Regions from separate parts of the Homo sapiens genome. Here region 2 is linked to region 1. The links are chromatin contacts, found by Hi-C in ENCODE. All regions are on one chromosome and are shown on one strand. Each heading gives the region's core, a stretch centred on a gene start or an enhancer-like site at or near the end of the contact. The rest is flanking DNA. Distances are from core to core; before and after follow the strand shown.

Evidence for each region. A loop is a pair of places that touch in the nucleus more often than their neighbours do. Pooled maps may share reads with other maps.
Region 2: a loop to region 1 is called in a map of Calu3, with 2.7 times the contacts of the local background. The contact joins two enhancer-like sites. A Hi-C loop is called at or near these places in 5 of 168 maps with a recorded cell type or tissue (Calu3, OCI-LY7, PC-9 and 2 more), 11 of 37 single-sample maps with no recorded cell type and 8 of 50 pooled maps.

What each region holds. Positions count from the first base shown.
Region 1 is chr7:28,618,506-28,625,022 of GRCh38, reverse strand. All of the region lies in intron 5 of CREB5 (cAMP responsive element binding protein 5), which reads right to left. Among named protein-coding and RNA genes, the nearest start is that of CREB5, 210 kb to the right of the region's middle. Within about 2 kb of position 3,913, at least 2 of the 41 ENCODE cell types and tissues checked have a DNase peak (open chromatin) inside an H3K27ac peak, as active enhancers do.
Region 2 is chr7:28,506,526-28,513,042 of GRCh38, reverse strand. It overlaps CREB5 (cAMP responsive element binding protein 5), which reads right to left. Exons shown (of 11, transcript NM_182898.4): 4 at 5,306-5,427. Among named protein-coding and RNA genes, the nearest start is that of CREB5, 97 kb to the right of the region's middle. Within about 2 kb of position 3,187, at least 7 of the 41 ENCODE cell types and tissues checked have a DNase peak (open chromatin) inside an H3K27ac peak, as active enhancers do.

The sequences.
Region 1 (6,517 bases), core at 2,664-5,163:
CTCACCAAAAAAAAAAAAAAAAAATCCAACATGGTGGATACTACTGTACCAATTTTGCTGATGGGAAACTGAGGCTCAGAGATATTATATAACTGGCCCAGAGTCATCCAGGCACGTCAGTGTAGGAAACTGGGCATGAACCTAGGATTGCCTGGCTCTGAAGCTGATGCTCCAAGCACTCACTGACCCATATCACAAAGTGAGCACTAGGAGCTGTCAGACCATCTGGGCCAGCCTTTCCTTTTATAGGGAAGAGTTACAATTAACAGAAGTTCAGCGAGTAAACTCAGGGTAGGAGGCAGGCATAAGAAATCAGTTCTTCAAGATTGTTTTTTTTTTTTTTTTTCACGTCTGTTGGCGGAACAAGGAAAAACGAAGTACAATTTGAGAAAAATGTTCAACTTAGACACCAAAGTAACAAGAGGATTTACTGGGGTGAGGCAGAAGTGGAGGCTTAAAGAAGGAGCCAGATAGACCCTCTTTTTGTACACAGCCTGTTAATCTTTAAAAATGTTGGCTACCTATGGTATGAAATTCAACTTTTTTAAATTGCAAACAAACTTGGGATTTCCACACGCATTATTACTTATTAATCATTCATTAAGCATCTGTTATCAAATAGGTCTTAGCCAAACCAAAGGGCAATTAACTTTTTCAAGAGTAAACAGAAAATGAGTTCACAAATTCCCAACTGTTCTTCCCTGCTTCTGACATAGATAGGCTCAAGTATACGCACTCAAAAACTTGGAAGAGAACATTAAAATGAAATAGTAAACGCTTGATTCTTCTTTGGCTTTAGAATTCACGCAAATTAGACGTGCAGAGTCTAAAGGATTTCCTTATTTAATTGGCCTCAATATTTCATTTGCACTTACTTATTGGTCTGTGTATTTCAGAGTGCTTTATCTATTTGTAACGGCTTCAGACTATCTGGTTTAGGTTGAATACCTGTAGAGGGCAGCATGTCATATTTATTTAAGGGATGAATCCAGAATCTCTGCTAAAGGTGATAATGGAGGAAGTTGTCATCACCACCATCATCATCACCATCATCATTGTTCTTATCATATCCCTGGGTTTTGATCTTAGAGAAAATCTCTGTTACAAAGTGGCAAAGTAGACTATACAATCTCCCCCCATCTTTATGAACGTTAATATTCTGCATAGTTTTCTGATGCATTATTTTATTCAAAATCAAAAAGATTCTCTTACTTGCATACCACAAAACTCCTCTGCTATGTATGATGTTGGCATAAAATTCTGTCATTCTGCTGTTAAATAATTCAAAACCATTTAACATGACATGAAGAGACTTATCATTAAGCCACGGGCAGGGGAATCAAATGGAAAGAAAGTTCCTCACTGAGATATGTTTTCACTCAAATTAGTCTGTGGTCAGACACAAACACTCCCTGTAGAATCTGTTTCTTTAAGATTCTAAAAATAAATCTTGATCTGTAAGTGACTTTGCTGTAATACATACAGTGAGTCAGATCAAGGAGTAAGAGCCATTTATAGAATATGAACTAAACTCTGGCCTGAGACAACCATTTAACCCTCGCAAACAGAGAAGCGGCATTTCAGATCATGCAGTTTGATCTATAAAGCTATTTTGACATATAAAGACTCTTTTTTATGATGACTCTGGCTAAAAATATTAGAATATGCCTAGAGGCAATCACAAGGACAAAACTTTTGGTAACAGGAAGATTAGCTTGACTGTACATGGTACATCTATGTGTGCATGCTCAGAACGTATTCTAGGTATGCCTGTATTCCTATGGGCTGGACGCAGTGATAAGTTGCCATTCCATGCATCCTCCTATAAAGAAGTAGATGGGGACAGGTGCAGTGGCTCATGCCTGTAATTCCAGCACTTTGGGAGGCTGAGGCAGCTGGATCACCTGAGGTCAGGAGTTCAAGACCAGCCTGGTCAACATGGTGAAACCCTGTCTCTACTAAAACTACAAAAATTAGCCGGGCATGGTGGTGGGTGCCTGTAATCCCAGCTACTCTGGAGGCTGAGGCAGGTGAATCCCTTGAACCCGGGAGACGGGGGTTGCAGTGAGCTGAGATTGCACCAGTGCACTCCAAGACTCTGTCTCAAAAAGAAAAAAACCAGAAGAAGGTGGGAGTATTTTTAAAATTATTATTATTTTCAAAAATAGAGATGGGGGTCTCACTATGTTACCCAGGCTGGTCTTGAAACCATGGGCTGAAGTGATCCTTTTGCCTCGGCCTCCCAAAGTTCTAGGATTACAGGCATGAGCCACCACACCCAGCTGGTGGGAATATTTTAACTTGCATTCCATGGTGATTTAGAATGGCTTGTGTGCCCATAAATAAGTCATTGAACATCTCTGAGCCTCAGTTTCTTCATCTCTAAAACAGTAATAAATATAATCTGTACCTCAAGAGGTTGATGTAAGGATTAAACAAGATAAAGCATATAAAGTACTCAGTACACAGAACACAATTTTAAGAAATGTCAGCTAATATTCTGTTCTTCTCAGCCCTGGCAGTTATAGAATGGTGTAATTTTCTTTTTGTTCTTTCTACGCCTTTGCATGTCCCTTCATTTCTAGAGCATGTCTTCATAGTCTTGTAAATAGCTGCCTTATAGAGGGCATGTCTGGTGGCTACAGGTGGGTAAGGGTTTTCTTTCTCCTTCTGCATGGCTGATGTAATGAACATCTCTAAGGGGATATATGATTGAAGGGTGTGGGGAGTGTGTGTGTGTGTGTGTGTGTGTGTGTGTGTGTGAGAGAGAGAGAGAGAGAATGTGTGTATATGTGTAAGAATTCACATTGCGGAAAGAGAAATGTGCCACCCTCCTCACCAAGTTTCGCTCACAGGAAAACACGTTAATTGTTGAGTAGTCACATTGTGTGCACACTATCTCAAACCTGGCACACTGCAAAGAGCTGCTTTACAAGAAATATGACTTCATATCACAGTGTTAATCATTGACCTCCACCCTGGTAATAAGATCTTTTTTGGCCTTGTACAAGTAGAATCCACCTGAGACTTCCTCATCATCTATTCGCTAACAAATTGGCAGAAGTATTAGGAAATTTCACCTTGGCGTTTGGGTGAGTCTTTTCCATCAACATAGTTTATTTGGATTACAGGCTCTTCCTCAATTAAAACAATAAATCAGCCATTTTCATTTTCTTTTCACCTCTGGATATATGTTGTCCTTAATACTTTAAGTTGCAGTCAGAATGCTTGCTTGGTATGACGACATCATCCTGTCTTTCAGGTGTAGTTTCAGGGTCACACAGAACACTTGTGTCCGGAAGGTTGACTTCACAGCGCACCACAGACACATTCTGCTACTCAGGGGAGTGAGATCATGGGCTGGCATAAATTTATCACTCTTTTAAATGAACGGGGTTGAATTCTATCTACTAACCTTGATCAGGAGGCTAGTGATACTGGCTGTGTAAAACAAAACAAGACAAAATAAACAAGGGAAAACCACAGCGCATGTGGCCACTTTGTTCAGAAGGTGACACCACTGAATTTAGTCTGTGAAGGTCTTGTCACATGAAAGCCTAGAAATAGCTATGACCTAAACATGAGAGTAGAAGACAATCCGGTTAGAAATGAATGAACACATTCCATTGTGCTTGTATAGTGTTTAAAATCTATTTTGGGGCAAAAGGGGTATTGTAAATACTTTCCCTTGTTCATAACTATCATAACCCAAACTTTCTGGCTCTCAACATTTTCCAGTGACCCTGCATGCCTATAATTTTTTACACACCACCTGACCTGGCAAGAATTATGCTACCAGAGATGTGGATGCCCTGTGACCCCCACCCCCCAACCCCGAATCCCCAAGGCCAGCCAAGACTAGATTGGACCTTATGACTGATTCTAATCTGGATGTCTCAAGGGGCTGTCCTCGTCTCACTGCACAATTCCAAGGCCACTTGGTTCTGATGGCCCTTGGGAGATGCTGCCATATTAGGCCTGTGGAAATGGCCACATCATTCTAAAATTATTTTGGAAGTAGAGATTTAACATAACTTTTTGGATTAGCATTCAATTCCAAATTTGGGGCTGGGATTTAGGTAAAATTAATTTTAGGGACTTCTTATTGGGTTTGCGAAATGTTAATTCCAGCAAGTATTCCTTTATTCTTTAATACCGACTGGATCACAGACTGTGTCTTTTTTCCATTTGATTCTCTCTTTGGTAACAGTATTTCTAGGAAGACTTGGCTATCTGTATAGACAACTCCTGACTCTGAAGTGGTTGACTAGATAGGCTTATTACTGAATTCAGGTCAATTCGTGGCCGCCTCCTCTTTGACCGTAGCGGCTCTGGATGTCAATGAGAGGGTTAAAATGGGGCGAGCCTGAGGCCAGTTATGGAAAAGAGGAGGGAATAGGCATTTCCTGGATATACAGTTCCTAGTATCTCCACGAGGCCAAATATAATTTGTATCTAGAAACTTACCTTCTGCCTACCTTCACTACCTGAGAGAATTCCCTCCAGAGATAACGATGATCTTTTATTAGGCACCAGAGCGTGAAGATCTGGAGATGCTGAGACACAGCCTTAGAGGGTGTGCTTTCACAGGGAAAAGAAGCTCTATGATTCTTTAATCACAGAATTCCCTTTTAGCACTGTTCACTGAGACACTAGGTATGAGTGGCACCCCCCTCTTCCAAATGGATTTAGTTATAGAAGAAATAAAAGGACTTCCATATGGAAGAAATTAAAGGACCAGCCTGGGTAACATAGTGAGACCCTGCCTCTTTAAAAATAATAATAATAAAACAAGAACAAAGTGAAATAAATTCTAAAAAGTTTGGTTTGTTCTGAGTTTTTCTAGAAGAATCTATGAGACGACTGCAAAAATTGTTTCCCTTATCTATACAGATTAAATATATCCCCAGTTAAAATTGTACCGTTTTAAAAATTATTATTTTGAGAAGCTTCACTTCATCAAGTCTATTTTATTAAAATGATGCCCAAATTCTGCAGAGGCTTAGAAACCCATCAAATTTCATTTTTAAAAGTATGGCATGTAATGTATAGTATTTCAAATAATTTTCACATATTTTTTATAACAGAAAATGGGCAGAAGAGGCTCTGCCTCTTCCTTAATACACCCGAGGCTCAGAAAATACAACTAACCTAAGATCTCACCTTTGGCACATGACCAACATCCAGGTTGTCTGGCTCTGTGTTCAGTGCTATTTCCTATGAGCCTCTGCTCCCCACAAGACTTGGAAATGCCCTCTTGATTCTCAGGGTTTCCTTCATCGTCATCCTGGAGTAACAGAGGTGGGCTTATTTTATTTCATGAATGATAGTTTTATGTACATGACACATTTATTTTAGAGATGAGGGTCTTGCTATGTTGCCCAAGCTGGTCTCAAACTCCTGGCCTCAAGTGATCCTCCAGTCTCTGAAGTAGCTGGGAATACAGGCATGAGCCACCATGCCTAGCTCAAGAAGGGGGTTTATTTGTGTGGTTTTCTCACTGAAGAGGATGGTGCCTGTCTCAGTGTAGAATGACGGAAAAATAAACAGGCAGCAAACAATGTTCTCTTTTTAGCGCTCTCAAAGTCCACTCTAGTTATAACAGGCCAATAAAAGAGAAGACATTTGTCCAGCAGAAACATTTGCCAGTGAGGAACATTCCCTGTGAGATCCAGGTGTCTGCTTTGTTGGATGAATGGCAGATTTGGAAAGATCTTCTCTTCCAGATCCAAGCTATAGGCCATCTAGTGTAACCTTGGAGCCACGATGGCTGAGTTCAAACCCCACCTCTACTGTTTACTAGCTGCAGGCCTTTGAGCAAGTTCATAACTTCTCCATGCCTGCTTTCTTCAGCAGCAAAATGGGGACAATAATGATGATATCTGCCTCATAAGATGATTTAAAGGCTTAAATGAGTTAAATCTAAAGTGTTTAGAACAGGACTTGGCCATGTGCCCAATGAGAGTGGCTATTTTTATTTTCTTAACCAACGAATTCCTCAATTTCTTTATCTATAAAGTGAGAATGATAGAGCCTCTAACAAGAATCAAATTATATTCTGTTTTGGAAAGTTCTTTATAAATCATAAAATTCTCTGAGCATGTAACAAATGCCTGCTGTTAACTTGAAGAGAATATTGCAATGTCAGAACCATACCTAACCTCCTATTGCAAGTAATTTATTCTTTCTCATTAAATCGAGAAAGTAAGTCATTTATATTCAGATTGCTAGCCTGACTCCATTGGTAGCTTGTTATCCAGGAATCAAGGGGTTGGGGGTGTTGTCTAGCCAGGGGTGGGTGTTCACCCAAGGCCTAGTAGGCCTCCACCTCCCAGGGGAGGATCACAGAGATCATGCCTGCTGAGACGGGAGGCAAGTCCCAGCTGCGTGTGACTGTATCTGTGTATAGATCTGGAATCAGAGAGCCCTACTGGTCCCGCAGGATTACCTAGACAGAGCCAACAGGCAGCCTGGAGCCCTGAAAAGTGGGACAACTGTTTACTGTGTGGGTGGCTAC
Region 2 (6,517 bases), core at 1,938-4,437, 110 kb after region 1:
GGAGCTGAGGCTGACCCCACCATGCCCTGTTCTGTGACTCCTGTTGAGCTGGGATCCAAGATCTTAAGACTGTAGCTTGTCCCTTGTTCCATGTGTTAAACAGTCAATACTCTCTGGGGATGGACTTCACTTTTAATCATTTTGGTAGGAATTCTAGAGCATGGAAATGTCCTAATTTCCTATTGCTGCATCAGCATAATGAGTCCGATTTAGGTCCTATGGGAGAATAACAACACTTAGCACTTATACACCACACTTTTCATCTTCAGGGTCTTTAACCACTTTAGGCTGTAATGTTATGTTTCTCTTAGCAGGACAAAGGAGTTCATTTCTAGTCCCTTCAATTACCCGTCCTTCCTTACACACACACACATACACACACACACACACACACAGTTATTATATGATAAATCTATTTCCCATCTCCTAGATGTGTATTATGCAATTTCTTTTTTAAGTCATTAAACATAAAAGGAAAATTCACACACCTCTTTTTTTCTTTTTCTGTTTTTAAAAATATTTTTGTTTTTCTTTCCTCTAACATGGAACACAAAATCAACATGCCAGTTGTCCATTCAACATGTCTGCTAGGGCTGGGCTTCCCTACTTGATTTCATTCTTCATACCTCATGGTCTCCTGCGTCGTCTCTGACCACGGAGGGGAGTGCAATCCTCTGTGTCAGAGAATTCTGGAAGATTCCGCCCAGCTCATGCTCAGACCTCTCTACTTCATCTCTATTCACTTCTGGCTCAGGTGACTCCACCCAATCTCAAGTACATAAACACCGTTTCTACATTAGTGACTCCCAAATCTGCATCTCCAGGCTGGTCTTCTCCCTTGAATTCCAAACCTATATATCCATCTGCTGGTCCAGCATCTCCACTTAGCAAATCTAAAAAGAAACCCCCAATTTTCCCCTTAAACCCACTCCTCCCACAGGCAATCCCATCCTTCCAGTTGCTCAAGCCAAATACCCGGGTTCATCCTTGGTTTTGCTGCTTCTATTACTTCCCAATCTAAACCATCAGCAAATCCTGTTGGCTCTCTCTTCAAAATGTATCCAGAATCTATCCACTGCCTCCATCTCCACCTTGAGCCAACCTGCTATCATCTCTAATCTAAATTCTTTCAATACCGTCTCAACTGGTCTCTCTCTCAGCCACTGCTCTTCGATAGTTTGCTTTCAACTCAGCAGCCAAAGTGATCTTCCTAAGATGTAAGTCAAATCCTCTCACTTTTCTGCTCAAAACTGTCCTGGCTGGGCACAGTGGCTCACGCCGGTAATCCCAGCACTTTGGGAGGCTGAGGCGGGCAGATCACTTGAGTCCAGGAGTTTGAGACCGGCCTGGGCAACACGGTGAAACCCCATCATTACAAAAAATATGAAAAATGAGCCGGGCATGGTGGTGGGTACCTGTAGTCCCAGCTACTTGGGAGGCTGAGGTGGGAGGATCAACTGAGCCCAAGAGGTCGAGGCTGCAGTGAGCTGAGATTGCACCACTGCGCTCCAGCCTGGGCAACAGAGTAAGAACCTGTCTCAAAAAAAGCCCAAAAAATTGTCCTATAGTTTCCCATCTCACTCAGTTGAAGCCAAAGCCCCTTTACAAGGCCTCCCAGGATCTGCCCTCCCAGACCCGGATCTCTAGCCTTATTACACCCGCCTTGGGTCTCTTTGTAATTCCTCCAACACACAGAGCACCCTCCAGCCTCAGGCCTTTGCACTTATGTGCTTTCAGCTTGAAACATTCTTCTCCCCAGTACGTACCTGGTTCAGACCTCCTCCCACTTTGGGTCTCTGCTTGCACATCTACTAACCATCAATGCCTGCCTGACCACCCGCAGCATGCCCTGTGCCCCTTCCCTGCTATTCCTTTCTCCATCACACTTATCACCATCTGACATGTTATAGATTTTTTTTTCACATATTTATTGTTTCTCTTGCCCCCTAGAGGTAAACTACCTGAAGGCAGGTATTTTTGTTTGTTTTTTATCATCTTTATTCAGTGGTATATTCAACAATGCCTTGGACAGTGCCTGCCATGTGGTGGGCACTTGAAAATGTTTCTTGAATGAAAAATGATGAACAAAATTTCTTATATATTTCAGGATATGAACTAGTCTGAGTTCTAAGCCATTGGCAAGTTGACATTTATGATACCTGATAGTGAATTACAACATGCTTTTCTAAGGGGAAACAATTCTCTTATTAAAGATTTATGAGGTTATAAGCTTCTATTAATATGGAAATTGAGGCTATTATGGAACGTGTTGTCTGCTATGTATAGTATTAATACAGATAATGAGGGCTTTCTCCAGTGGACATAACCTGCTTACAGCCTGCGCTGATTCTATATACACATTGGGATGCTTCTGGAAAAGGATGCTGGGATTAGAGACAGAGTCTGTACAACAGACTTTTCCCCAATGGACAGCCACATGGGTCAAGTAAGGATCAATTCTCTATTTGCTCTTTAACAGAATTTTCTAGACCAACTGCAGCTAGAAGTTTTAAAGGTGGTGTGCAGAACCAGTCCAATCTTTCCAATATTTTTTGTGTAAGACACATAGAAAGTTCAAGCAAGAACTTTCTTTAGCCAAATTCTCCAGATAAATTAATCCATCTTCCACTTTACTAAAACCTAATGAGGGAACCAATGCAAGTCTAAAGACTCAGAGGAAAAGAAATCAGAAGACAACTAGAGATGTAGAATTAAAAAGAAATAATTGTCAGAATGTAGACCAAAAGGAAAAAGAAAAGAATACTAAAAAATGATAAGATAGGCACTGAATAAGAACCTGTGTTTCTGCTTTTTAAGCAGGGAAAGAAGAGCTGGGGTGGCAGGATGCCAAGGATGTTGACAGCTGGAAAAACCTGGTCAAAGGGGTAGGTAAAAGAATATTGTCAGGCGGGGGAGCATTATTCCTACTCCTCATTTCCCTGCCCTGTGACTTCCAAAGAAATGCCAGAGCCAAAGCCACCAACACAGCCGTCTTTGCTGCCAGAGGAGTCATTGTGGTTTAGCCCTCAAGACAATGCCCTCTCGTGTAACCATGGCCACCTGAGGCTGGATTTGGCCCCTCTGGTTTGAATGAGGCAAAGGAAGAAGAAGCCTCAACAGCCTGAATATTGTCCAGCTTCCCATGCGTGCAAGTGAGGCTGAGGCATGAGACGGCGGTGTCCTGAGATGCTGGCCCTAGACCATGGGGAGGCTGGCCGTTCCCCACCCACACACCTATCATGAAAGCATCACATGGCTATGAGCAACACTTAAAAGAGAGAAAATAACATGTTTCTACAGCTGCAATAGTTCCTTTTCTTACTTTGGTTGCTTAATTATTTTAATTTTTAAAATTTAATTATCTATACTCTTTTTCAACCCACAAGAAATTTAAAGCAACTCACGAAACATGTATAGCATGACAATGTTTTTTAAATTAAAAATCAGAACCAGAGAAAATATAAACTAGAACTGAAAGTCTGGTCTAGGGAGGAAGTAAAATATGCTCGTCACAATGTTCGAAAAGGTTTTCAAAGTTTAGCAGTAAACTTGGCTTTGTGTTAACCTGGCAGTCAAAGCGAAAAGAGAAACAGAACCAGTTACATGATTCTCATGTCCATAAGGAGAAAAATATTTCAGTTCCTCAGGGGAAGCAAACCATTTCCTGGAATTCAGATCTGCAAGAATTTCCTCACACAGGGCTTCATATAAGAAATCATGAATAATGCAATGGAGAATATCTAAAACCACACCCCGACCACGGGCTTCACGAAACTGTTCTTGGAAAAATGTCTTTAGTAAAATCAAGGGCACACACTTGAGGTAAAACCATTCTATCAGAAATGAAGACAATATGGATGAAATACACATCTTTCTTATAGTTCAGTTTAAGAAGCCAGCTTTGACTATCTTGAGGAATGAATGAACTTAATTCCTTAGTCTTCTACATACACATGTCTATCAAAAAAAAAATTTATTACTCAACCAAAGGAAGTTGACTAGATGATGAGAATTTCTTCCTCTCTTGCATGCTATTTTTATGGTTTTAAATATATATACATATACATTTCTATTGCAACAAAATATAGAATGCATGTCTTTTATTTTTATTAAGTTAATTTTTTAAAGTGCTCAGAACCTTATTATTTGGCTGGCAAATAATAGTTGCTATGTAAGTGCTTGTTTAAAAAAGAAAAAAGGCACTTCATATCCTTTGAGGGGGAGTGGAGGAGAGAGTCAAGCATGCATGATAAATTAATTATAAATAAGTAAAACGAGTTGACTGAGATTTTGTACCCCTCTTGTAAGCATCACTTATTTTCATGGTTTCTCCTGAAGCCATACAGGCTAAATACAAGCCCTTGACTATTATGACATGAGAATGTGACAGGAAAAATCTGGTGGAGGGGGGATTATTATAATTTCACATAGACAAGGACTAAAAGGCTTTGAAACACTTAGAGAAATATCAGAACCTTTTAAAATTTCTTTTCCGGATGGAACAGCTGGACTTCAGAATTCATTACTACCTAACTGGTCTTTCCTTTCAATCACCTTTCACATTTTGAATTTCTGTTCACAGACTGTATCTAATTTGTTTCTTAATACAATGTGGGCATTCAATAATGCTGTATAATAACAATGAACAAAATACCAAAAAGCATCCTCATCACATTGACTTGTGACCACCATCTCCTTTCATTATTCTTGTAAAGTGATTTTAAATTTCAGCACATTCCCATAAACACCGAATATATTCTTAAGGGTTTCACAAAATGATTTTCCTACATTTTTAAGAACAAATGATTCACAGTTGTACTCAACTTATTTGTCTCAGCAACAACAGATGTTCAATACTAGAACAAGGTAATATGACCAGGAAATAATTATGAATTTGGTGCAGAATGACTGGAAAGATTATCGAAAACAGACAGTTACAACATGGGCCAAAGTCTGATGAAATCCCCTCTTCTACCATGAAGATTACTCGCCTGTTCTCTCACCCATTGGCTCTATTCTTCTGCACTCACTGCTCACAAAAGGTTTGCTATTAAATACTTAGCAAAGTAAAACAGCTGATTGAGAATAGAAAAAATCTGTAAGTTTGACTAAATTTTTGATTTATCTAGCTTTGAATTCTGCCATAATCAAGGAGTAATCTTTTAAAAAAAATTAGACAAATACTCACAAATGGCTAAAATACTTCAAGGCCACATCAACACAATCTGCAGTGCAGTGCCACCTAGTTTCCTCGTGGAAGTTTCTAGCAGGACACCTCTCAAGGCGGCCATCCAAGCAAACCTACCCGCTTGCTGCTCTCCTCTTCCTGAGCCTTCCTGAACTCGTGCTCCAGGGAGCAGTCCAGCTCGCTGAAGAGGCCCACCTCCTCGCAGTTCTTCAGGAATCTCGTTGGGGTCGGAGTTTGATCTGAAAACAGAGTCGGAGAGCTCATAAATGGGTCTTTTTTCTCAAAAGCCAGTAGCAAGCATGAGCTAGATTCACTAATCCCCTCCCCTTGCCTTAATTAAAATGTCCACTAGCCATCCAGTCTCTTGGCCCTTTAAATAACATAACGATATGCAAGAAAATAAAACCGTAAATTCCGAAGCAGGAATACAGTAGACAGAAGGCTGTAGTCTGCGAGGGCTTTTGCTGAACTCCCTCCAGACAACTTCAGGAGATCTCACTCTCCACTTGTCTGAAGTCTGTACCATTTGAATACACATTGAAACATGTGGAATGACCCTTTTTCTTTCTATATTTATTTTGAACTTTAAAAAGAAAATGATTTTGCTAAAATAAGGCCAAAAAAAAATCTGACCCAATGTTAAGCCTGACTTCAGGGGGCTGGAAAGAAAAAGGATTTTGCAAATTCTTATAGTAAACAAAAAGAAACAAACAAGCATGTTAATTCATTTTTCTTAATGGAGAAAGAAAACTTAACAATTCTGTCTCTCTTTCTGAAAATCATAGAAGGATGATAAAAAGTTCCAAGTCAAACACATTCAGCTTTCATCCTTTAAAAATGTCATTATTAATTTTATTTTCCTTTGCTATAGCCAAAAAAAGAATGTTCTGCAAATGCTCTTTAAAAGGAAAAGAATTTCTTTCATATTTTTTACTTTCTACAGAGCTTTCTACTTATAAAACTGATGGAGCTGAAGCCACTATTTGTAGCTTAATATATATGCAGCATTTGCAGTTTATAAAGTATTTTCATACAATTCTTGAGAATCTAGATCTCACAAGATTCCATTAAATAGAAGGTAAGTAGAGTAGAATTGCACTTCCATCGTCATTGAGTGCAATCATCTTCCTTGGTGAAGGTGTACTTGAGTTGAGACAAATAAAATTGTGTAAATGGTCTTTTCTCAGAAACAGGAGATATTAGAAGCAGAAAGGACCACGGAAGAAAGCCTAGCCATGCTAAATTTTTGCAGATCAGAAAAACAGAGGCCCAGAGTAATTAACAGTCTTGCTTAAGGTCTCCCAGATAAATGGTAGAGACAACAGGATT